3 separate regions of the Mus musculus genome follow, and all the other regions are linked to region 1. Evidence: chromatin loops called from intact Hi-C (ENCODE). Cell type or tissue: left cerebral cortex. All regions are shown on one strand.

Region 1 (8,000 bases):
CTGCACTCATCCTGAGGAAGAAGCTATTTATATAAACCATTATCTGTCTGACTGAGGTGAAAACCTATGTGTCACAGATGTTCCCCAACTTCCAATGCTGCTGCTAGACTTTAGACTCTTACTTCAGTTCTGGAAAAAACAACAACAAAAAAGAACCAGACATGTGCTTCAGAACCAATATGTCAGATGAATTGACATATTGCCCAATTGTCTATTTTGGGCCTACTGGTTGTGCCCCTTTGTTGGTGAGAGAAAGGGGTTGAGATGAATATTGCAACTGTCATCTGTGTTCTGGAAACAAATACCTGCAGGATCAACTCAAATGGACCAATTTGGGATGTGAATAAATCCTAAGAAATATTTAGACAGCAGTGAAATGTCACAGATGATTTTACTAGTATCCTCTGATTGTGTATGAGTGTGTGTATGTGTTTAATCTTTTCCTCTTATGCTTGGTTTCACTTATTTTTGGTGAGCTCTTAAATGCCATCAATCATTAGAGTGTAAATATGACTAATGCATTCGTCCCACTTAGCAGGACATTGCAGCTGCTGCTCCAAAATTCGAGTCAGCCCCCCTCACCCCCTCCCCTAGTTCTAATCTAATTGTGCTCTGGCTCATTGATGGCAGTCAGGTGACATACTCAGATATGAAGGGAAACAAATTCATAATTTAATCTTGAACAACACATATTACACAATCAGTTTACAACTCTCTCTAAATATACAGACACCAAATCTATTTGCAACTCTTAGACAAAGATGCCCACAGGCCAGGGCCAATGGGATTTAATTGATCATTTTGGCATCATTACAAATCCTTTACAAAACCAAACCACTGTCCACCATAGCAGACAAACAAGATGATAGTTTAAACAAAAATATGAAAGGTGTAACAAGAATGAACAGCAGACATGAAGAAAGAGAAAATAAAGGCCATGAAGGGAAGACTTGTATTTTCACAAGCAGGAGGATAATAGCCCCATTCTGCAGCATTCAGGGGCGCCTCTGAGGAAAGCTAACACTCAAATATGCCTTTGGAAGGCATTTTTCAGACATGCTGGTTGCAATTATTATTTTAAATTCCATATGAATACCCCTAAAGAATGTACAGAAACAGGGGTAGTCAGGGGTTAGAAACTGCATACTGTAACTAGAGAGGTGAGTTAAGTCAGAGTGAGAGTTCAATCATGCCATTTAAATGGGTAGCTCTGTGTTATAAATTGAATGTTTACCAAGTTAGGGGTGGTTTAAATCACGTGTCATTTATTGTACATTAAATAGTCATAGAATCTCTTAATTTGATTTGAGTTACATACAAAGAGCCCTAGTCTTAGACAAAGATGTATAAATGCACTTGTGTTTAAATTGTATAAACGAGGAGAGAGAGAGAGAGAGAGGGGGGGGGAGGGAGAGAGAGAGAGAGAGAGAGAGAGAGAGAGAGAGAGAGAGAGAGAGAGAGAGAGGCTATAACTCTATTATCTCTTCTTTGTTTTTACTCTGAGGTCAATGCCTCACTTAAGTGCATATTTAAACCACAGTTTCTCTCCTAAAATCCCACTGCTCCCATCACACCTCTCTATCTTACCTCCTACAACTGCATGCTGTCCTACACAATTACTGATAGGAGAGCAGTCTAACTGGGTCTCATTATTTGTCAAATTCAAGAATCATTACTTAATCAGCATTTGTCTGGTTGTAGTCTCTGCGGTTTGATGAGATCTGTCTAAGACAGGAAAGAGCTATCTAACTGACAGCATGACCTTGAACAAGGATTAATCTGGATTTGCATACCTGTACGCATCTGCTCACAGGGTTATCTTGCAGAAATCACTTTCTCTCTACACTTATCTCCTTATCTGCTTCGACAAGGGGCACAGACGTCTAATTAGTCACTGGCTGTAACATTTTAGATCCCCCGAGAGAGAAGAAGCACAGTGCAGTCATCTTTCTGGTTAAGTATTACTGCTCTCAGTTTTCCAACAACGCAATGATTTCTACCATCCTGTGTCTAATGAGCTGAAGAATGAGAACAAGATGATTTTCAAATGTTAGGTAGCCCCTCTTACTGTCCCAAGAAATTAAATCAAATTAAATTAGAATAAAACGCTAATCATAGCTATGGTGCTTAGAATATATCTGGGACCTTATTATTATATTTCATTTATATGTATAATGTTATCTTATAATACATTTTTTGATTAATAAATCTAACTGGTGGATAAACAATTGGCTTAAAATGGAGAAATATCAACTTCCTAGAGAGTATGCGGAAGACTCTCAGTGTCATTGATATGCATACCATATGTGAGGCTGACACAGTTTAATTTTAATTCAGTGGCTGAAGGGCAGACGCCAGGCTACCTGCAACTGAACTCTTATAGGGTGTTAAGTTAGAAAAAACAAATGTTACAATTGGGCTTTGCAACTTAAGAAGTTTTCTCATTATTTCCAGTGTTACTGGACCCACAAAATATGTGGGCAATTTGGGTGGTTTGTTATATTTTCCATGAACTATACTTTCTCTCTCTCTCTCTCTCTCTCTCTCTCTCTCTCTCTCTCTCTCTCTCTCTCTCGTGTGTGTGTGTGTGTGTGAGTGCACATGTGCGTGTTTTGTTGTATTGTGTGTTGGAATTTGGAGGGCAGCGATTTAGTTTGCTGCCTGAGTAGAAAGAATACAAACCATTTCTATGCTGAGAAGAAAATTCTCTTTAGTGAGCCTTTTAAGATTAAGATTCATATCCACAGTGGGAATCAACTTGTGATGCATATTCACAAGGGGCTTTGTCTGCTCCTACGGTGGGGTCTGCAGAGATTTGAAGCACAGTGGTTGCCCTTTCAAGGCACAGATGTGATTTCTTAGGGGTGGAGACAGTAGCAGCAGAAACTCATGGCTTGGATTAAGAAGGCAATTACTGGCTCGCTTATTACTTTTGAAGATGACATTTTCAGTGAAGTGAGCCAGCTGACAGGGTGTAGCTGACACTGGATTCTCATTTTAATCCCATGAGTCTTGAAAATACTAAGTTAAACCTGAGCCATCCTCTTAAAGGGAATTAAGATTAATGCAAAGACCTGATATTCAAAGGGCTTATGGCCTTCAGTTGATGAGTTGGTACCCAGCTGAGCAGAATGATTTTAAAGAATCTATGCCATTTCTGGCATTTTCTCTCTCAATTCCCTTCTGCATTTTTCATTAAATGCTCATTGATGTAGTGTATGGCCTTGTACTCTCTTGACTAGCAAAAGGAGTCCCTTTTACTCTTAGTCTGCAGAAAGGATGCCCTTAGAGGTTGCTGAGGAATAGTTAGCACTGGAGTTCAAATTCTAATTCTGTACTTATCACCTGTTAGCTCCCTGGCTTCAGAAAGCCCCCTGTGTTTCTGAAAATCTGATCTTTCTTCTTCGAAATTAAAATGAAGGGCAATATTGCCTATATATCATCAGGTATAGCAACACCAACAAAGGATCTAAGCTCTATGTAAAATATTGTACAAATGGCATGCTGTGTATTTTGGTTTCTCCAAACAGTGTTTAGAAGTAAAAGCCTGTCTTATATACAAACAACTTAATTGTGTATTCATGCTTGTATGGATGTGCATGGGTGGAGGATTCTTTAATCAACAAAGAGTTTGGGAAGTTGAATATCTTGTAATCATGTGATGAGCAGTCTTGTTTGTATAGTGATTCCCTTAGGTGCCTACTCTGTGTCTGGTATTTGTTTAAGTGCTATGGATGAAATCGTCAACACGAGGGCAATCTCTTGCCCTTTTAGTGTGTGTGTGTTCTTGTTAGCATCGAGACTTCAGGTAAACACAAAAGAGACACAACAAAATGATAAGATAGTTTCAGACAGTGTGATTGCTGCAGAGAAACCCAAACAAGGCATGCACCAGGAAGAGTGGCTTGTGAGAATCTGGACAAATAGAACATGCCAGATCAAATGAAGAATAGGGGGAGGGGGCGGGGGATTGACCCAGAATGCAGATGTAAAGACAAAGAGGTATGAAAGTTCATGAGATATTAGGAAGATGGAAAGATGGGTGGAGAATTTAGGATCTGAAGAAGAGCAGAAGAGGGAGAGTTCGAGGAGGACAAGCAGCCCCTGGGGGAGAGAGTAGGTTGTGGTGAGTGAGCACTTAGGAATTCACTATAGTGGCCCTCAGAGGTTCTTACCAAGTTTTACATGTGATTTGTGCACTGAACATGGGAAATAAACCAGTACTTCTTAAAATTAAAGCAGGGAAAAACAAAATAAAACATATTCCCCCCGCCCCTCCCCGCCCCCGAAACCAATAAACCAAACCAACCAACAGACCAAACCTAAAATAACACAAACCTAGGGGTTTAGAAAAGAGAGAAACCCTCCACTTTCCTGCAGGCTCTAAGAAACTTGCACCCCTAGGGGGCGCCAAAGGAAAATGTTTAAAGGAACTTGCAGCCCCAAGCTGAAGAATCCTATGGCCCAGGTAGCTTCACTGTGGCAGAAAGGGTACTTGGCCTATGAAATCCTATTAAACCAATAACCTGTCCCAAACAGAAAGGCGAAAAGGCTTAGTTTACATGTCGTGGGTCTTGGTTTTCACAGTGGGGAACTGTTTATCATAGGATGGGAGTGGGAAGACATTGGGGGTTATTTTTAATCTTTTCCCATCTGGTAGTATTTGAGTAGAGTATCAAACAAATATGGAGCCAGAATTTGCTTGCTGGATTCACTTGGCAAGAAAAACATATCTATACTTAGAACTTTGAAGACATTCATAATTTGACACTTAGGGTGTGTTTTTCTAAATACTACCCCAGCATATTTTATGTGGTCTTTCAGTAATGTGTACCAAGTAAGGCTACTGTTGAAAGGCAGTAGGTTGTAAATGAGTCTTTCTGTATACATCAGATATCTGTGGTTGATTGTGAGAACAACTCAGACCGAGTTAGGTCTTCAAAAAGGAGGAGAGAAGCAGGAGACAAATGAGGAGGATACAAGAGGGAGGGGCAAAAGAAGAAAGCAATGATTTGCTGACATTGAAACATAGTAAAGAAAAGGAAGAAAAGAACAGGGGTGCTTGGGAGAAAGTAGATTTACATGCTAGGGGTTCAGACATCTGTGTCCACAGAATTTGAAGTGCACAGCTTATACACTGTATAATATTATACAATCCCAGGCAAAGGCCTTAAGGCCTTCTTCAAGGGACACTCTACTATGCGTCAAATATTAAAAGCTTGGGATATTTTCCAGAGAATAGTCACCATTGCCTATGGTGCAGAAAAGTTCACCCACCCAGCTCTCAGCAGGGCTCTTATCTCCCTGTTTCCTGCCCAATGATCCCAGCTACATGCTTTAGATACTCTTAGCTTTTCCTGGAGGAGACACTTTGAAGAGCACAGTCAACCAACTAACCAGATAAGCAGCCGCAGCAAATAGACACAGCCAACATGAAAGGAAAAAGACCCCCAATCCAATTAAACCCCAGAAGGCAATGATGGGAAAAGCTTTCTATTGGGGCTAGTGATCTGCAGATCATCAGTCATTTGCAGTGGGATTGCCCACTATACATGACTAGAAGAGTTTTAACATCAATCCAATACAACAAGAGTAAGCAGAGATGTTGAGAGCAGGACAGATGCATACAAAACGGCCCCTAGCCAAGCACCTCACAGTTGCTTTCTTCCAAAATTGAGTCTGTTGATGTTTCCCTCTGTAAACGAGAAGCCCCCACACCCACTCTCCCTGCTAAGTACCAGATATTTGTTAAACAAAGTGTCAGGCCATTAATTATCAATTGGTTTTAGTGAATTTAAACAACAGATTCTTTGTCTACCTTCCCAGCCAGAGACAACGTGAACTTTGTTCACATAAGCACATTCATATTTAATGAGGGAGAGGAAAAGGGAGAAAGGAGAGTGACAGAGTTGGAGACTTCATCTAAGTATTTCATTAAAGACATCTACATTGAAGCGTCTCTTTTAATTAATAAAAACTTATATTCTTTGCCAAGAGTCTGCCATCCTGAAATTCCTGAGACCTATTTATTTATGTATTTATTTATTCAGAGATCAGGGGCTGGGCACTGTAATCAGAGACAAAACCACGGTAGATCCCCAAGGGCACTAACATTACCCAAATAAAATCCCTGTCATAGGATTGAGAACGATGGGGAGGACCTATTGGAGGGCACCCAGCACTGCAATTCCATGTTTAGCAAAGATGAAATCCATTCAGAAACAAGCCAAGCAGAAAGCCAAGTGAAGAAACCCTTACAGCAATCTGCTGTGAGTTAGCAAAGCGCCACAGCTCAAATCTAGGCAGTTCTCCTCTTCTGTGTGTCCTGTAGACTTTGGGTGTCAGTGGAAAGGCTTATGTTAGAGGACAATTACCAGCCAGAGTAGAAGAGTAAAGTTAGCCGTTTTGTTTCAGTTATTATGAGCCTTGACTCCCCCCCCCAGCCCCCCCGAGACGCACAAAGCCTAAGTAAGCTAAGGAAGCAAACTTACAAGAATGCCCCCTCCCCAGCTCTCTAGAAGTTATTTCTAAACAACCCATGGGAGTGGAGCTGAAAAGCAAGTGCAAGCAGGAGTTACCTGGTTGATGGAAAAGACCGCTAGCCTGGGTATGAGTACTTGAAGGGTGACTTGCAGCAAAGATGTGCCCAGGCCGGCCAAGATGGCCCAGGTGAGAGGCAGGGGAAGCATGCTGTAGGTGGCGAAGAGTGTAAAAAGCACGTAGCCTATGCCGTCGCCCAGAAGCCCATAGCCCAGGCCTGCTGCCAGAATCTGGGTGGTCATAGCCACCCAAGTGACCACGCCGCTGTATTGCAGGTAAGTGTGGGAGGTGTTGTCCTTCCTGACCACCACGAGGGCGCAGATCACCACCTCGATGCCAGTGAAAAAGCCTAGCAGGATGCCCTTGAGAGGGTCCATTGGAGCCGAGGCCAGGCTCAAGTGCAGGACTAAAAGGGTGAGTTTGGTTAGTACATCCAACACGTTCATCACTACCTCCGATTTGCGCCTCTGGCCCAGGAAATAGCGTTGGTAGAGGCGCTCCAGATCCCGAGACTTGAAGGAGTTGCGTAGGGTTGGAAAAATGACCCCTCGGTAGCTGTATCCTCCATTGAGGAAGAAATCCGAGTTACTTGGGGCACAGTCAAGGTGTAGGAAGCCCAAGTCGCCCCCGCCCCCGCTGCCACTGGCACTGCCGCTCCCGCTGCGTTCCGGAAAGACTTTGGTGCCACCGGTGTTGTGCGCTCGCTCTCCGGGGCCCAGAGAATAGAGAGGCAGCACCGAGTCGCTAGACAGCTGCGGCGCGTGGTGATTGGGTCCACTGCCCGCAGGGTTCGAGGCTTTGCGGGAGACCCCGCCGCCGCCGCCGCCTCGGTGCCCGTGGATGAAGCGCTGCTCCGTGATGTGCCGCACCGCCGTCTGCCACAGCAGCCGCTGCGGCCGAGAGCCGCTCCCGTCGTCGCCGGCCGGGGGCGTCGGTTGGATGGTGTAGAGTTCCTCGCTGCCACTAAGGCAGTGCACATCCGAGAGCTCCATGGCTTGGGTCCGCGGGGAGGGAGGCACAGACACTGGTTGTGTCAGTTGGTGATAGGGGTTCCTAAAGACCCAAAGGCCGCTTGGCAGCGATCCCTTCTTTCCTAAGCTGTTCGACTGCAGGAGCCCTGAGCAGGGCCCCCACAGGTCAAGTCATAGTGAGCCCAGGAGCAAGGTGTTCCTGGTAGAATGCAGCGGACCCCTGTGTACTGGCAAGCCACCTTCCCGCCAATCAGCTCAGCTTGGATACGCAGTGAAAGTGGTGGCTGTTTGTCCGCGAAATCCTCAGCGCTCTGAGCCACGCTGTCCCTTTCTGCGCTCCAGCCCCCTGGCTGTCTCTAAGCTCAGCGTCTTGGCGCAGTCTTCCTTCTCCAAGAGGCGCCTGGGCGCCGCGCTTCTGCTGCGCGTCGGGCGGGTCCTGGCTGCGGCACTGGACTCTGGACGCCCACGTCTCGGCGGCTGCAGAAAGGC
Region 2 (8,000 bases), 780 kb after region 1:
TGGGATAGGCCCCAGGGTGCAATGGGGTTGACTCTAGCTGAGAATTTTAGCAGTGGGGGATATGGATCTTGTAGTGGCCACTTTCTGTAGCTAGGTAGATTTCCCAGAGGGAGGATAAGAACAGCAACCCACCCACAAAACCTTCAAGTCAAAATATGTCCTGCCTTCAAGATATGCAGAGACAAAGATAGAGCAGAAACAGAGTGAATGGACAAATTACTGGCCAAAATTGAGACCTACCTCACAGGCAAGAACCAATCCTTGCCACTATTAATAATACTCTGTTATGCTTGCAAACAAAAGTCTAGCATAACTGTACTCTCAGAGACTCCATCCAGCAGCCAATGGAAACAGATACAGAGACCCACACCTACACATTAAATCAAGCTTAGGGAGTCTTGTGGGAGACTTGGGAGAAGGATTAGGGGACCTGGAGGGAATAGGAATGCCACAGAAAGACCAACAGAGTCAACTAACCTGAATCCTTAGGGGCTCCCAGAGACTGAATCACCAACCAAAGAGTAAACACGGGTTGGACGTAGGCCCCTTGTCTACATGTAGCATATATACAGCTTGGTCTTCATGCGGTTCTCCCAACAATGAAAGCAAGACTATTCCTGAATCTGCTGCCTGCCTTTGAATCCTGTTCCTCTATGTCTGGCCCCAGTGGGAGAGGATGCACCTAGCCCTGCAGTGACTTGATGTGCCAAAGGGAGGAGGGAGGCAAGGTGACTCCCTTTTTAAGAGAAGAAGGGGAGGGGAATGGAGGGAAGATCTGTGAGGGAGTACTGGGAGGAGAGGGGCTGATATTGGGAATCAAAGTAAATAAATAAATTAGTTAATAAAAATATTTGAAATTAAAAGTGAGAGTGCTTAGAAATGAGCCTTTACCTTCCCTTTCAGTTAGTTTTCGACAAGGATAGCCCACACAACTGAATCTTGGAAGAACGGTATGTTGGGCAAGCAATTCTGACAAGGAGATACCACATTCACAAAGAGGAAAGTGGTATCCCAACCATGCACTCCAACTGAATATGGATCAAATACCTGAACATAGGAGCTAAAACTGGGACTCTCGGGAGAAAACAAAAGGGTAAAGCTTCATAACCTTATATTTTCCAATGATTCTTTTAGATATGACTAGTAATAAATAACAATAACAAATGCATTACACTTTATCAAAAGCAAATCTTTGTGTTTCAAGAGAAAAATCTAGGAAGTAAAAGAATGGAAAGAAACATTTGTAAACCACATACCTAACAAAATGAGGAGAATCTAAAATGCTCCAACAACTCTTAAAACTCAGTTATTCAAAGAAGTTTGACTTAAAAATGGAATGAAAGAGATGGTCAGTAGGCTCAGTGGGTAAATGCGCTTGCCTCTAAGTCTGGCAATCTGAGTTTAATCCCCAAGTCCCATATGGTAGAAGAACTGACTCTGCAAGTTGATCTATCTGTATATCTTTCTATCTATCTCACACAGAGAGAAAGAGAGAGGGGGGAGCATACTATACAAAGCTAGGTCAATTGTTTTCTGTTGTTTGGATTTATATATGTATTCTTTTAAAAGATGAACACTTACCATGATGACATATGGTAGATTCTTTATGACCCATCAGTTGGTGTTTCTCAGTGTCTGTTGCTTATATGGGCTTTACAATGAAAGGGTTCTTTGTGATGCACAAGCAGTTCCTGCCACAGAAAGGTTCACAAGAGGATATAGAGCTCAATTTCTTGGCTCTCAGATGGGTTGGGAAAATGCAGGTTTCCTCCTTGTCCTTGGATGCTTCTTTTAGAACCCAGCCACTATACTGAAAGGCATAGTCACATAGATGACCAGTTGACAGTCTCAACTCGGCAAAGCTGCTGAGTCACACTTGTGAATGAAGATACCTCCAGATGATTCAGCCTTCAGCTGGCTGAGTCACCCAAGTCAGAGATCAGATACCAGAAAGAAGTCAAGTCCATGGCATTCTGTCTGAATTCTTGGAAGTTGGTTTGTATAACCAAATGATTGTTATTATCAAGGGGTATGTTGTCGTCAATGTAATTGTAACTGAGATGCTCTCCATTCTTCAAAGGCATACAGTCAGCCAGACAGCTGGGAAACATGTTTGTAGAAATCAAAGTCTGCAGAAAACAGAAAGAAAGGGGCAAATCCAGAAAGTAACATTTTCTGTAAGTAAAATACAGTCTCCTTAGAGGGTCAGCCCATAATTGTCATGGCAAGAAACATAGAAGCAAGCAGGAAGGCATGGAGCTTAGAGCTTACATCCTGATCTACATGCAGTAGGCAGAGGGAGAGAGACTAGACCTGGTATGGGCTTTTGAAACCTCAAATCCACCCACCTCCAGCAATGCACACTTCTTCAACAAGGCCACACCTACTACAACAAGACCACAATCCTAATTCTTCTCAAACAGTTCTATTCCCAGGTGACAAAGCTCTCAAATGGGGCCATTCTTAGTCAAACCACCACACCTCCAGGAACAAAATTCAAAAACATGGCCTAACACAGATGTCTAGAAGTAAGGAGAAGCAGAAAGCTTGTTACAGATTGTAAGACAAAGGCTTGAGATAATATGGCAGGTGAGTTCAGCCTTCATTGGGGAAGAAACTGAAGGATACTACAGAAGTAATGATTATTGTTCCATATTCAGTTAAGATCAAAAAGATAGGATGTTGTCTATGGAATATCAGTACTCTACAATGGAATCTACCAGATTATGATACCTCTGAGCTGTCTATCTGAGAGACTTTGTTAAGTCTATCCCCCTGCTCTAACACTGGGAGACAGTGAAACACGTGTACTACTGAAGGATTCCCAGCTCCCTGGTTTCAATTCCCACCAATAACTAACTGTGATACCCACTTCCTAACAGTGAATTAGTGAGCCTTATTTAGCATCTTCCAAACTTCATCCACAGTGATAAGAAAAAAATTTTTAATAGTGGCTGCTTTATGAAATGTTTTGTTAGGGCTGTATGAGTTGAGCAGGGTCTGGCACACATTGATTCCTAATATGCTCTATTGACCCAGTCAGTGAACCAAATATAACCATCTAGTTCTTGACAATACTTCCAATGTGTGCTTTCTTTTCGTTCTTTTTTGCTTGTCCTTGTGCAACTCACTCTTTGCTATCACTCTGGTATTCTCCATATATCAAACAGCTCATTGTTACCCATATTGAAAGCAATCGAACACCCCCATCATTGCCTGATAGTGCCATAAGGACCTTCCTAGTTTTGTGCCCCTGTTTCTCTGATTTTCTCTCTGTCCCCTGGGATGACCTCTGTCCCTCTGACCTTACTTCTGATAACTGCATGTCTCTGTCCTAATGTATTTATTTCCTTTCCCAGAAATGTCCTTGGCCTCACTTTCCTCCCTCTACCTCGGTCACTTCTGAGGGACTATGTTTGGAAAGCATACTGCAATCTTAATGAGAACCCACTGGCAGAAATTCTCAGAATTTTTTTTTCTGCCCGATTCTGAAGCAGAACGTGGAAAGGGGGCGATAGAGATAAGCTCAGACACATCAGGAAGACTGCTTCTAATGAGGAGTTCCTTTCTAGGAGCAGTTGAGCTAAATAAACAATCTGCTGCAGGGCCACACTGCCCACTATTTTGTACCTCCACCTCACATCATAGGGCTGTGAAGAAAATGGCTAGTTACTCCTAAAGAACTGCAGTATTATTCTAACCCTCCGGAAGGAAGAAAATAAGGAAGGGTGCAGGCAGCCATTGAGCAAAAGGAATCATGATATTCAAGAAACCTCTAACTGTATAATTATGATGCAAGTGCTTAGCTTGCCTGTGTTTATCTTGACTCCCACCCAAGGAAAGGCACACATAAAAGGACTGTGTACACATACACACACCAGAATGACATGATCACTTGACAAGTTAAATTGTTTTCTGAGTGTTCACTGTCTGCTTTCCTTCCCTCCTGTCATTAAAGCACAGCCCCCTCCCAACCCGAGATGTAGTATTTTGATGACGGTAGTAGTTAAGTGCTTAGCCTAGCAGCAGCATAGATAGCAGATACCCCAAAACTACTGGATGAACAAATAATAAATGATAGGATGGCAGGAAAAAAAAGCATTAAACTTGGGATCAGTAGAAGTTTTACTACTTAACATCACAATCTGAGGTCAAGCTACGAAAGTCCAAGAAACAATTTTGGGATAAAAATGATCTTAGAATAAATGAAGGAATCTCAATGGATGTAGCATGGTCCAGCTCCACACATTCCTGTGGAGAAGTCATCTTTTCCTCCCAGCAGTGTTGGGATCATCTTGCACTGGCTTATCTGGACTGCTTCTACACTTGCTCCATATCTTCATTGTTATCTTTGCTATTGATTGATAATTGACTTCCAGGAATATGCTTTGGAGGACAGAATTTAACGACTAAGATAGAGAAAGGACTCAGGATCATAGTAGAAAGGCAGAAATATACCAGAGTGTACCAAGATGGATCCTTAACAATAATTTTAAAATTCACAAAGGAAAAGGGAGAACGGACAGGAAAAAGGTAGATGTGGTTCTAATCTTCAAAAATCAGACTGTCATCCTGAAAGCAGCAAATATTTATATAACATGGACAATAATGTTGAGAACAACTGATAGCTCCAAGTATGTTAGATCTTCCTGGAAAAGGCCACAGGGACATAATTCATTCCATCAGGGGAGAGAAGGAAATGCTCTCATGTCAGTGAGTCACCTTTGTCTCACCAGGTATATATAATTTCACCAGGGCTCAAGCTAAGGTCTTAGCAATCATAGGATGGTCTTTCTGAATGGATGTCCTCTTGGAAAGGAAACAGTGCCACCCAGTGTTCTGAATCTTACACGTGTTCACCCCATCACATTTTCACAAATTAAAGAAGGTAAGGACTTATTTTTCTTTCTACTGAGGCAGTGGTTCTCAACCTGTGGGTCTCAATCCATCTGGGGGTCAAACAACTTTTTGACAGGGTCACCTAAAACAATTAGAAGAGCACAGACATTTATTATTCATAACAGTCACAAAATTACAGTGATGAAGCACCAACAAAAATACTTTTATGGCCGGGGTCACCACAACATAAGGAACTGTTTTGAAGGGTCCCAACATTAGGAGGGTAAAAACTACTGTACTAAGGCATATTGCCTATGAAGTACAACCTCTTGACTCATGGCCAAGTAGAATTGAGGAAGTCATTCATTTTATGCTTTGGGAAAATTGGAAATGAAAATCAAGATGAAGTCAATTACACATGGTACAGTAGCCCTGCAGAAACAGCAAGAAAAAGCACCTGACACATAAAACACTTCTCAAAGAGCCTAATTTTGAAGGCTGTCTTTTAAATAAACAAGGGCAAATAGAAGGTATGCACTGAAATCCTAACTATACTAAAGTATAGTTAAAGGGAGTCTGGGGGAAGCTACATAATAGGCCCCACAGTGAAAATGAATATCAAGGTCTGTAGAACCAGAAGGTGGTAAGATTAATTTGACATGTATAATAGGGGAAAATAAGATGCTAGTCAGAATCCTGATTCTGGCTATACTGTTTTCTCAATGTTGGTCTTAAAACAAATTACCGTAAATCTCTCTGTTAGTAATTTCTTACTGCTGTAACAAAATACAAAACATAGCATAACATTTTTAAAAAAATGTGTTTTGAGCCATAGTTTCAGGTCATGGATATTGGTGTCATTGTTTGGGCTATGATGGGCTGGAACATCATGCTATAAGTGTATGGTAGTGCAAATGTGTTCATCTCATGGCTGTCAGGAAACAAAGATAGATAAGAGGAGACCAGAGATGAGAAAACCCCTTCCAGGGCATATCCCATGACCCACTTCCTCCAGTCAGGCTCTGCCTTCTAATAACCTATTCAACTGTAAACTCACCAGTGAATTGATGAAGTTAATGCCCTCATGATTAATCATGTCTTACTAGTGTCAACATATGAAAGCCAAGCTTCCAATGAATGAGCCTTTGGAAGAGTCATTTCATATGTAGCCTGTTTCCTCTACTCAAGTAGAAACGTTGATAATGAGTGAACCACACTGCAAGAAAGATTAAGTTGTATGCCAGAAAGAATCGAACATAATATCTAGATCTTATAAACTCTTCAGGATATGTAGGTCTCTCTATGGAATAACCTTGAGGAATGGGTCACAAGAAGCATGGAGTTTGGAACTAAATTCTAAACAATAAGAGCTTCCCTTTGCTTTGCTGAAGAATTCTCACCCTTTATTAGGCAGGGTAGTGCAGGAGGAAGAGGTAGTAAATGAGGAAGAGAGTGCTTGTCCCTCTAGCCTGAAAGATCAAATGATGCATTCTACAGTAACAATGAATAGTCAAAGGCTGTAACAAGGAGGCCACCCAAACACACACACACACACACACACACACACACACACACAAACAAGCAGAGAGTCGTCCCAACTAACAAACCCCTTGCCATAGGGCTGCAGTTAAAGCCTAGAGTGTCCAAATTGGGGTGGTTTCTTTGCAGACTCAAGAGCTGTGGCTGAAAACAGCAGGTCTGGAAGATACGTGTTAAGTCAGCCCGCAAATTTATTCTTGTAATTCATGAGTGTGATCTGCCATTTTCTGCCTGTAATGGAGTCAGAAGACTTTGTTGCTAGAGAACATTAGGTTTATTATATTCTGATTCTCAGAAATGCTTTCTCCCTGGCTGCAGAGCAGCATATATTTAAATATTTCTCAGCAACAACACTGGAGTTTGCACATTCTTTCAGTCTCGGATCCACTGTCACAGCACCACCTAAGGAGAGAGAAAGCAAATATTACTATGAAAAAGCATCATTCCTCCACACTGCAAAGTGGAAGAAAATACTATGGTCTGCATGCCTCTCCTGCAGCACCATCTCCTGGCCATCAGCAAGCACTTCCCCATGCCTATGCGTTTCCTCAGAATAGGTGTTCTTACCCTAAACAAGCCATTCAAGGAAAATAGAGCTAAGTGCCTTATTAGACACAGGAGTGTCTAAAAGAAGTGGAGGGGGCACACATACAATCTAAATGTCGGGTTTTTTTTTTTTAATTCTATTATGAAGGCAAAGAAAGACATCAGAGCACAGGAGTAAATTTGTGAAATGTCACAGTTAAAAAGATTTCAAAATGTGAAAATAACCACAGAACAACTACTGTAAGCCCAGAACTGCAAGGTGCTGGTGGTACTGCTCTGCCATGGAGGGCACTAGTTGTGCCTTCAAACAGTTAACTTCAAGACAGAGCACTCAAGATTCAGGACAGATGATGGCTAACTGTGGAGTCAAGTTACAAGCTGGGTACTTAAAGACTTAGATGTTGCACTTTCTTAAGGTCTGACGTGAGAGGGTCCAGACCAACAGACAGGGTGCTACCAACAGACAGGACTGTGCAAAGAAATCAGACTGAAGTACTCAGAAGGACATCCTCCATTCCATTAGTCAGATTTTTATCTCTGACAAATACCCTAAAGAAACAATTCAAAAGGGGGGGGGGTTCCTTTTGTTCACCCTTTACAGTCAGTCCATGGCCCGCTGTTTGGGTCTAAAATGGCATTATGGTGATGGAAGTATAGTAGAGCAGAAAGGGTTAACTCGGTGTAGGTGGAAAGTAAAGGAGAGACAAAGAAGCCAGGGACAAGATTTTTGCCCTTCTAAATCACTCCTCAAGGAGTCTGCCCCACATCTAGATTTCACATCCCTCCAAACAAGGGATTGAACTACTAATCTATCAAGTGATTAAAGCACAGATGAAACAGGAGACTTCAAAATCTCATCACTCTCCAAAGACTGCGTCTCTGGACACTGGTGGAATGGAACCAAGCTTCAGCTCATATGCCTTTTAGACATCTCCTACACAAGTCATAATATACATAATGTCCTGAGAACAGTCAGAAGAGTGTGAGATGAGCTTTTAAACAGGCAGAAAAAGGAGGAAGGCTTCGGTTGTAGGGGTTAGTGGATATATTCAGGATATATTGAATGTGAGGCTCAT
Region 3 (8,000 bases), 210 kb before region 1:
CTTCAGTGTTGTCATTTTGGTTTTAAATGAGCAAAAGATAAAATAGAACTAAATGGGAGTACTTGTGTACAATAAAACTTTATTTACAAACATGGGTAGTGGGGCAGATGTGGCCTGGAACTACTTGTTTTCTAACTCCTGCTATTGAGGGTCACACTTGTACACCAACATGTGGGTTTCATCTCACATAGCTATGCTTAGAGCATTTTCCTTTGGTTAAGTCCAGTGATGACTTAGTGAGGATTCCATCTTCCCTAGTCACTTTGACTCAAACTCATCTAACCTCTGTTGAATATTTATAAGGGTACAGGCTTTATATGGGGAACATGAACGTTATCTCAGATAATTCACCCATTAGCCCTGAAAGGCAGATGTTAGTATCCCCATTAACACAGTCCAACGTTTTACAGAGCCACCAGCACCCTCCTCGCCCACCACCACTACCGCCACCACCACCACTACCACCACCACTACCACCACCACCACTACCACCACCACCACCACCACCACCACCAGACCACCCCAGTTCTTTCCCCGCTGCCACCACCACCACCACCACCACTGCCACCACTGCCGCTACCATCACTAGCACCCACCATGGAACAGTTTTCAAGGGTTAAAATAAAAACAAGAGTAAGAAAATGGACTAGTATTGGGAGTTTTGGGGGGCACCCACAGCTAAATCACAGTCAAGGTATTTTGTGGCACAGATTTTGTTTGAGATTCAGACTGAAGCAACTTATCCATCAAACCTCTTTTTTTTTGGTCAAGGGTGAATGTACATCCTGGAACCAGGATAGCCCAGTGTAGAGCCCCCTGTCATGGGAAATATTTTAAAAGAACCTGCCAACTCTCCATGCTCCTGTTTCTCTCAAACCTGCCAATCCCTTGCAGGGCTGGGCTGCACGCCTGCACTCCTGCTGCTGGTAACTCTCTCCAGCTAGCCCCTGCAGCATCTGGCTGAGCTGCTAGTTCACTCTCTGCCATCAGCGCTCCCACATTCCAGTAACCAAGTAAAGCAAAACTCTTGAACCTTATAATTAATCAGTCAGATTTATGTATCAATAAATTCTCAATTTACAAGAAGCCAATACAATAATTTCAGTACCAATTGATAATGATAAAAGCTTTATCCAAATTATTCTAACCTTATGATAACTACCTTATCATAACTACCTGTGACTGGTCAAAGCCATTTTGATTCACATCTGCCTCCATTCTTCTTCCCTCTTCTTTCTCCTGATATGCTGTCTTTGCAACTTTTAGTGCTGCCTCTCCTTTCCCTGTCCAATCACAGGCCTCCTGCTGCCCTAATGTAATTGGACAGGGACAATCCTGCAACAGCTCCCTCCCATTGTTCTTCAAGCCTTCCTCAGCATGTGACAAGAATCAGCCCAATGCACATTTGTGGCCAAGTCCAAGGACCTTCCTTACCTGTTTCTCTGGGGACAGTCCTGAGACAGCCATGTATGTACTACCAATGGTCTTAATCTTCTCAATGTCCTGAAACCGGTCCTCCCCGAGCAGCTGCAATGGATCCGGGTCATGAAGTTAGACCTTGTGTTTATACGGCTACTGTGTTGGGCTCTGAAAGTGTGTTCTGCCCCCATGCACTATGGAGAAAGATCTAACTAAAACGGTTGAGCATCCTTAATTTGTGTAGAATGTTTCAGGTAGATAGAAGAAAGTTCTGGACACCATTGCACACTGTGGTGACTAAATTAAATAATGAAGTATTGTATACCTGAATGTCCACAAGAGGCTACACTTTAAGTGGTTTTTCCACAATGTGGTGTGATGAATATTTTGATTGACTTAACTAGTCTATATTTTAGACACTTATCAAGGCATCAATTTATTCAGATAAAAATTGACTGTGAAAATTAAATAACCTATCACATGTTTATAAAACATCCCAAGAGTTCTGATGCTTAGATTTACCTCATCAAAGTCAGCAATGATCTCATTCAGCAAGCGCAGACATTCTACTCCCTGGTTGTTCATTTCTGTCTGAGAGTAGAAGTCTGCGAACCCAGGGATGGAGGCGAACATCACTCCAACAGCATCGTAGGATTGAGAATACAGCTCCTGGGACAGAGAGGAGGCAGACATGATAATCAGAGTTTTGCATGATGCTACCTGTGCATAAGGACCCGGCAGACATGTGCACAGGAATCCAGTGGCAGGACAGAAAATGAGATGTCAGGTACGGTACATCAGCAATGTATGACTTAGTACTCCCCCGCCCCCACTGGCTGCTATAGAAAATACATCAGGGTGGGTTGATGAAAACTGTAAATGTATTTCTCATGTTCTAGATGCTTGAAAGTATCCAACACTTACTTTCTAGTTGTGTCCACACATGCCAGAAGAAGCAAAGCAGCTCTCTTGGAACTCTTTAATAAGCACACTAATCCAATTGTTATGGTTTGAACACACAATAAAATCTTCCAACAGCTTCATTGTTAAAGACATGGTCTCTGACTGGTGGATCTAGTCACTGAGAGGTACACTGGATCACAGGGGCTCATGAGTTAACTCTTCATGGAGTGATAAGGTGGTATTATTGGGAGATAATAGGAGGTGGAAACTAGTTAGAGGAATAAGTTTCTAGACTACGTCCAGAAAAATAAATACACCTTAGAAAATTTGGAGGGACACAGATAGTCCATTCCTTGCACCGTGAACACAGAATCATTAGGTGGTTTAGAATAATAAAAAGTATGCGATCTTTAACCTCAGCTAAGCCAGCACTTGTGAACGGTATGCCTTTGTCCTTGGCCAATTCTTCTGTTCTCCTCAAAGACTGGTGCAGTTTCACCATTCTCCTTCACTTAACCCACCACAGTGCCCTTCTGCATAGAAGATCTTTCTCCTGCTGTACCAAGTAAACTTTGGGTGGGAGGTAGCTCTCCCTGTTTTTAGTCCTTATGTGCGTACATCTTCATGTGTAATCATCTTCAACTCCATTTGTGTTTTACCTCTTACTGAAAAGTAGGATCTTGGCCCTTATAATTTCTTCAACAACGTTACCCCTGTCTTAGTTAGGGTTCCTATTGTTGTAATAGAATCACCATGACCAAACACACACACACACACACACACACACACACACACACACACACACCAAAAACAAAAACAAACTAAAAAAAAAAACAAGTTGGGGAGGAAAGGGTTATTCAATTTATACTTCCATGTTGCTGTTCATCACCAAAGGAAGTCAGGACAAGAACGTAAACAGGGCATGATGGTGGAGGCAGATGAGGAAGCTATGGAGTAGTGCTGCTTAATGGCTTGCTTCCCTTGGCTTGCTCAACCTGCTTTCTTATAGAACCCAGCACTACCAGCACCACCCACTATGGGCTGGGCTTTCCCTCACTGATAACTAACTGAGAAAATGCCCTACGGATGGATCGCGTGGAGATTATTTTCTCAATGGAGGCTCCTTCCTTTCTGATGACTGTAGCTTGTGTCAGGTTGACACACAGAACCGGTTAGTATCACTCCCTTTCCTGCCAACGCTCTCCTTTCTTAGGTCTTACTCACTTCCTCTTCATGCTGCTTCCTGCTCTTTGTCTTTTCTAAAAAAGAACAGGATACCCTGATCCAGTAGGCACACGTGTCTATCAACCTGGCCTTCATTCTGGCTTCCATCCTTCTTATGCTGTATTTCTCCTCTGTCTGTTTCTATTCACATCTCAAGCTGGGATGAAACAAGTGGAGAGAAAGTCCTCTAAATTGGGAAAAATCAATGTACACTTGGCAGTTCCCATCTCACTGGGCAATCACATAGCTCAGCAGGTTGGCCACTTGGGACCTTGAATCTCTTGACTTTCTGTGAAGTATCTTGTTTTCTCACGTTTGCACTCTTTAAGGATTTGCTTTAGAAAGCCTGCCTATTTTCAGCATTTTGTCTGTGACTCAGTGAATGCATCACTTTGGACATCCTTGCTGGACATATCTCATTCATGTTCAACCTCTCCACCACCCATACAGTTTCCAAGTCCATATTTCCAGAATAGTTCTGGGACTTGGCTTAACCTGGATTTTTCTGACACTCTTCAAACTATGATTCCACAGGCCTGGAGTGTTTTCTCTTTATCATGAAGCACTCATCTGTTCCTTCATCCACTAAATTGTTAGAAACACTAGAGTTGCGAAATCTACAAAGGGAGTGTTGGTTATCATTGACTCTTTCCTGCTCCTTAATGTTGACCCTATTTTAGTGTTGCTGCTATTTTTAAAAGCAATGCTCTTTCCAGTGTCTTGACTTACCACTAAGAAAGCTTCCTACTCATAGGCCTCCAGCCTTGTTCTACTCAAAGGTGTTCACCACATGCTGCCTACAGTGAGCGATCTTTTTAAAGACATCTATATGATATTGGATATCACACATTCCTCCAGTCTTAAAGCTCTCTATGGCTCACAGTTGCCTTCAAGATAAAATTCTAACACTACATTACAGTACATCTTCATGGTCTTACTACCACCCACCCCTTTAATCTAAGTGTCTACAAGTCTCCGACTCTTTAGGCTCCTAAAACACTCAAGCATTTCTATGTTTTGTTTTTGTATTGATGTTGAACTCAGAGCCTTGAAGGTTTGTGTTCTTCCACTGAGTTATACTGCTGGTCTGTTTTTCTGCTTCTGTGTCCCATTGTAGCTGCTATTACAGGTGTCCCTGCAATTTTCTCTCTACCCAACTGTCATGGTTCCTGTGAGTTTTTTCTTTGGCCTCAAGAGGGCACTCTGTCAATGTGACCAGCAGCTTTGAAGAGGCATGGGATTAATGTCCCCAAATCAGGGGTATCTGTAAACCACTGATGGGAAGTGATGTCTTGTATCCTCTTCCTTCACTCTTATAGCCATTCAAAAATGGTTCGATTAGGCTCCCATTGCCCATTTAGGTAGCAGGTCTACCCAACAACGCGTCAAACACCAGTGCATTCTTTCTCTTCCTTCCATTCTGTATTTCCTAGAATCTCCTTCAGGGAAGTTGCTGCCTCTGAAGTTCTAGTTTCCAAGGTTTGCTCCTGGAGGAAGCCGAATAGTCTCTATGTTACCACATAAGTACATTTCTTTCTCCTACCTGTCCATTGCTGGGAACTGACCCTTCAGCCTTGAGGTTAGCTCCTTAACCAGGCAAATTTGTGTTTCCTCTTTTCACTACCCATGTGGAGAGGAGTTTTGCACAAACTTTCTAGGGTCTCGAATGGGAGCAGGAGGTTGAGCTCTCAAATCGCCACATGAAGTTCTGTAACACATCCCTTGCTCCAGCATCATTGCTCTAACATCCAACTCTTTCTTTAAACATGAATCCTATGATGTCAGATATATGTCATTCTTCTTGGTGTGTTTAGTGCAGTCCCGCATTATGATGTCCTTTACATAACAATCTATTATAAGTAAACACCCACAAATAGTTATTATGTCAATTAATGACTTCTTGGTCTTTTTAGAAAACATTAAAATCTACAGAGTTCTTTCACATGAACCTGTGAGTTGTCACAATCCAGTGGAATTTTCTATCCTTACTTCACAGATAAAATGAGGCAGAGGAGTTATGCTATTGCCTTGGGTCACACAGCTAATAGTTCAAGAGTTAGGGCTGGAAGGTTCTAGGGCTTCTTTATTCCACTTCTCCTTGTGTACTTCCACTATCATGCCCTAGGTTTGAGAAACACTCTGTTGCTGATTCACGATCAATCTTGAGTTTGAAGTGTGAGTCAACTTAGTTTCATCCAAAGGGGCATAGGCAGGTGACAACTGGCTGGGCCGAGTTGTAGAGTAGAGAAAAGCAACAGAAAATGAATTCCTAACATGGGACCATACTCCCTTTAGCCTGGGATGGGTATGCACACATGGAGGAAGCTGATTCTGCTTCACAAATTAGAGAATGTGTGTTAGTAAGCTCACAGAATCAATCCTCCACATGACTTTGGTTTTTGGGTAAAAGTCTATTACACAATTGCCTATATTATTACTTCCTGAAGGCTGCTATCACAGAGTGACTTAAGGAACATGAATGCATTTTTTTTTCATAATACTGGGGCAGGAAATCTGAGACCAAGGCTCAGACATTCATAGGTTCTCCTGCTCAGAGAGTACATGCCTATCTCCCACTCATCTTTCTGTATTCTTCACTTTGAGTTATAATCCTTAGGTTTTACAAGGATGCCAGTGGGACTGTATCAAGACCACCTTGATGGCCTAATTTTGACATGTCTACCTCTCCTATGATGGCTACAGTTTGATGTCACTGGGCTTGGAATCTCACACATGGATTTTGAGGAAGCACAATTCATCCCAGGAACCTCTTTTTCTATTAACAAGTAGAGAAGAGAAAAATATTATCCTCTGAAATTGACTCCATAATTACACATCCAACTTCTTTTTTTTTTTTTTTTTGAGACAGGGTTTCTCTTTATAGCCCTGACAGTCCTGTAACTCACTCTGTAGACCAGGCTGGCCTCGAACTCAGAAATCTATCTGCCTCTGCCTCCCAAGTGCTGGGATTAAAGGCATATGTCACCACTGCCTTTAATCCCACCACTGGCCCAACTTCGTTTTTATTCTCTATAGTATAAATGCCCCCACTGTGTGAAATGGCTCCCCTGGGCTTCTTAAACTGTGTTTGTCCATTTGAGTTCTACTGACACCTAATCCCTCCCAACCTTTCTTTTCATTTAGAAGTCTTGCCAGCATTCAGTATGCTCAGTTTTTTTATTTTATTTTGCATGCTTTTGTGAATATGCGGTATGCATCGATGTTTGCCTGTATGTGAATTTGTATTCGTGTACACGTTTGCATGCTGTGGACACATATATGTGTGTATGTGTGTACAGGTATGAGGCTGATATTTGGAATTTCAATATTTTTCATTGAGACTGGTCCTTTCAACTAATCTGAGAGATCAACTCTGTGCCTAGTCTAACTAGCCAGGTTGCTTCAGGGACCCCTTCTCTAAGCCTTCCAAGTTCTGGAGTTAGCATCATTCTTCATTGGGATTTGTATGGGTGTTCAGTGTCCACATCCTGGTCCTCACTCTTATACTGCAGATATTTTACACCTCTCTAGCCATCCTCTGATTTCCTAAAATGTAAAATAATGATAACACTAGCTATTTTTACTGAGCAATGATATGCCAGGCACGTTGCAGAATACTGCATGCATCATCTTACTTAATGCTCACAACAACTATGTGAGTTGGATATAATTAAGGCCTTTATTTTATCTAAGGGAGGATGAGAGAGGTTGTGGTTAAGTACTTTGCTTAAAACTCACAGTTGTTAAAGGGTAGAACAGGAATTTATAACTGGATAGTTTGACTCCTGAGTCCAAGCTACTACTAATAGTGGCAGTCACAAAGCTATGTTCATTCAGGAATGATGACAATACCAGTCATGATAAACAGGAACGGATATTGCAACTGGAAACTTCGTTTGATCAACACTTGAATGGAAAGTTGGTTTAACATTAGAGGGAATCTATACCAGACAACCGAACTTGAACTCAGTTCAGCTCTTGACTGTTGGATCTATTGGAAGGGAGACAAGCATGAAAAGGTAGCTGAGAGCCATTTCTTCTCTTGGCCAGATGCTACCTGGTGGAGAGAGTATCCATGAAGACAAGCGCATAAGCACAGGCTCTCAGGTGATGACAGCTGAGATACATAGGAGACCAAAATTGAATCCATTGTTTTTCCTCAGGAATTGGGAGAATGGTTCTGTTGACCCACTTACTGACTGTCACAGAACATAAAGACTGGTGAGTATTCATCTTCATGAGGGGCAGGAAGGGTAAGTCATACTATTGAGGTTGCCACATTGGAGGAGAAAACTTCATCTTGGACACAAACAAGTCCTTGAGGTGATAACTACCAGTGACTCACGTCTTAGTTGCTGTGTCCTTCTCACTATATCCTCCACAATTAGATGAGAGGGAAGATTTTATAGGGAATTTCCCCCAGCAGGTCAGGGCAATGAATGTGGACAGAGAGA

The links. Peaks named below come from ENCODE experiments on the same cell type or tissue, not always from the same donor. Only the 100,000 strongest peaks of a DNase experiment are listed, where the experiment ranks them.
Region 2: it touches region 1 in a loop (9-fold over the local background); 11 of 42 quality-filtered maps call a loop at or near these places.
Region 3: it touches region 1 in a loop (2.6-fold over the local background); 5 of 42 quality-filtered maps call a loop at or near these places.

Annotation. Positions count from the first base shown.
Region 1 is chr15:64,913,574-64,921,573 of GRCm38, forward strand. It overlaps Adcy8 (adenylate cyclase 8), which reads right to left. Exons shown (of 18, transcript NM_009623.2): 1 at 6,579-8,000. The coding sequence starts at 7,532. Among named protein-coding and RNA genes, the nearest start is that of Adcy8, 4.7 kb to the right of the region's middle. In left cerebral cortex, CTCF peaks have their summits at 4,410 (motif pointing right) and 7,480; DNase peaks (open chromatin) are centred at 4,425, 5,244, 6,296, 6,726 and 2 more places; H3K4me3 peaks cover 4,315 bases; H3K27ac peaks cover 2,283 bases.
Region 2 is chr15:65,696,904-65,704,903 of GRCm38, forward strand. No RefSeq gene overlaps it. Among named protein-coding and RNA genes, the nearest start is that of Gm23907, 6.4 kb to the left of the region's middle. In left cerebral cortex, CTCF peaks have their summits at 3,502, 4,844 (motif pointing left) and 6,883 (motif pointing left); DNase peaks (open chromatin) are centred at 1,858, 3,585, 4,816 and 6,841.
Region 3 is chr15:64,702,717-64,710,716 of GRCm38, forward strand. Adcy8 (adenylate cyclase 8) reads right to left here. Exons shown (of 18, transcript NM_009623.2): 15 at 1,942-2,088; 16 at 1,435-1,527. Among named protein-coding and RNA genes, the nearest start is that of Gm30691, 76 kb to the left of the region's middle. In left cerebral cortex, a CTCF peak has its summit at 4,741 (motif pointing right); DNase peaks (open chromatin) are centred at 3,531 and 4,743.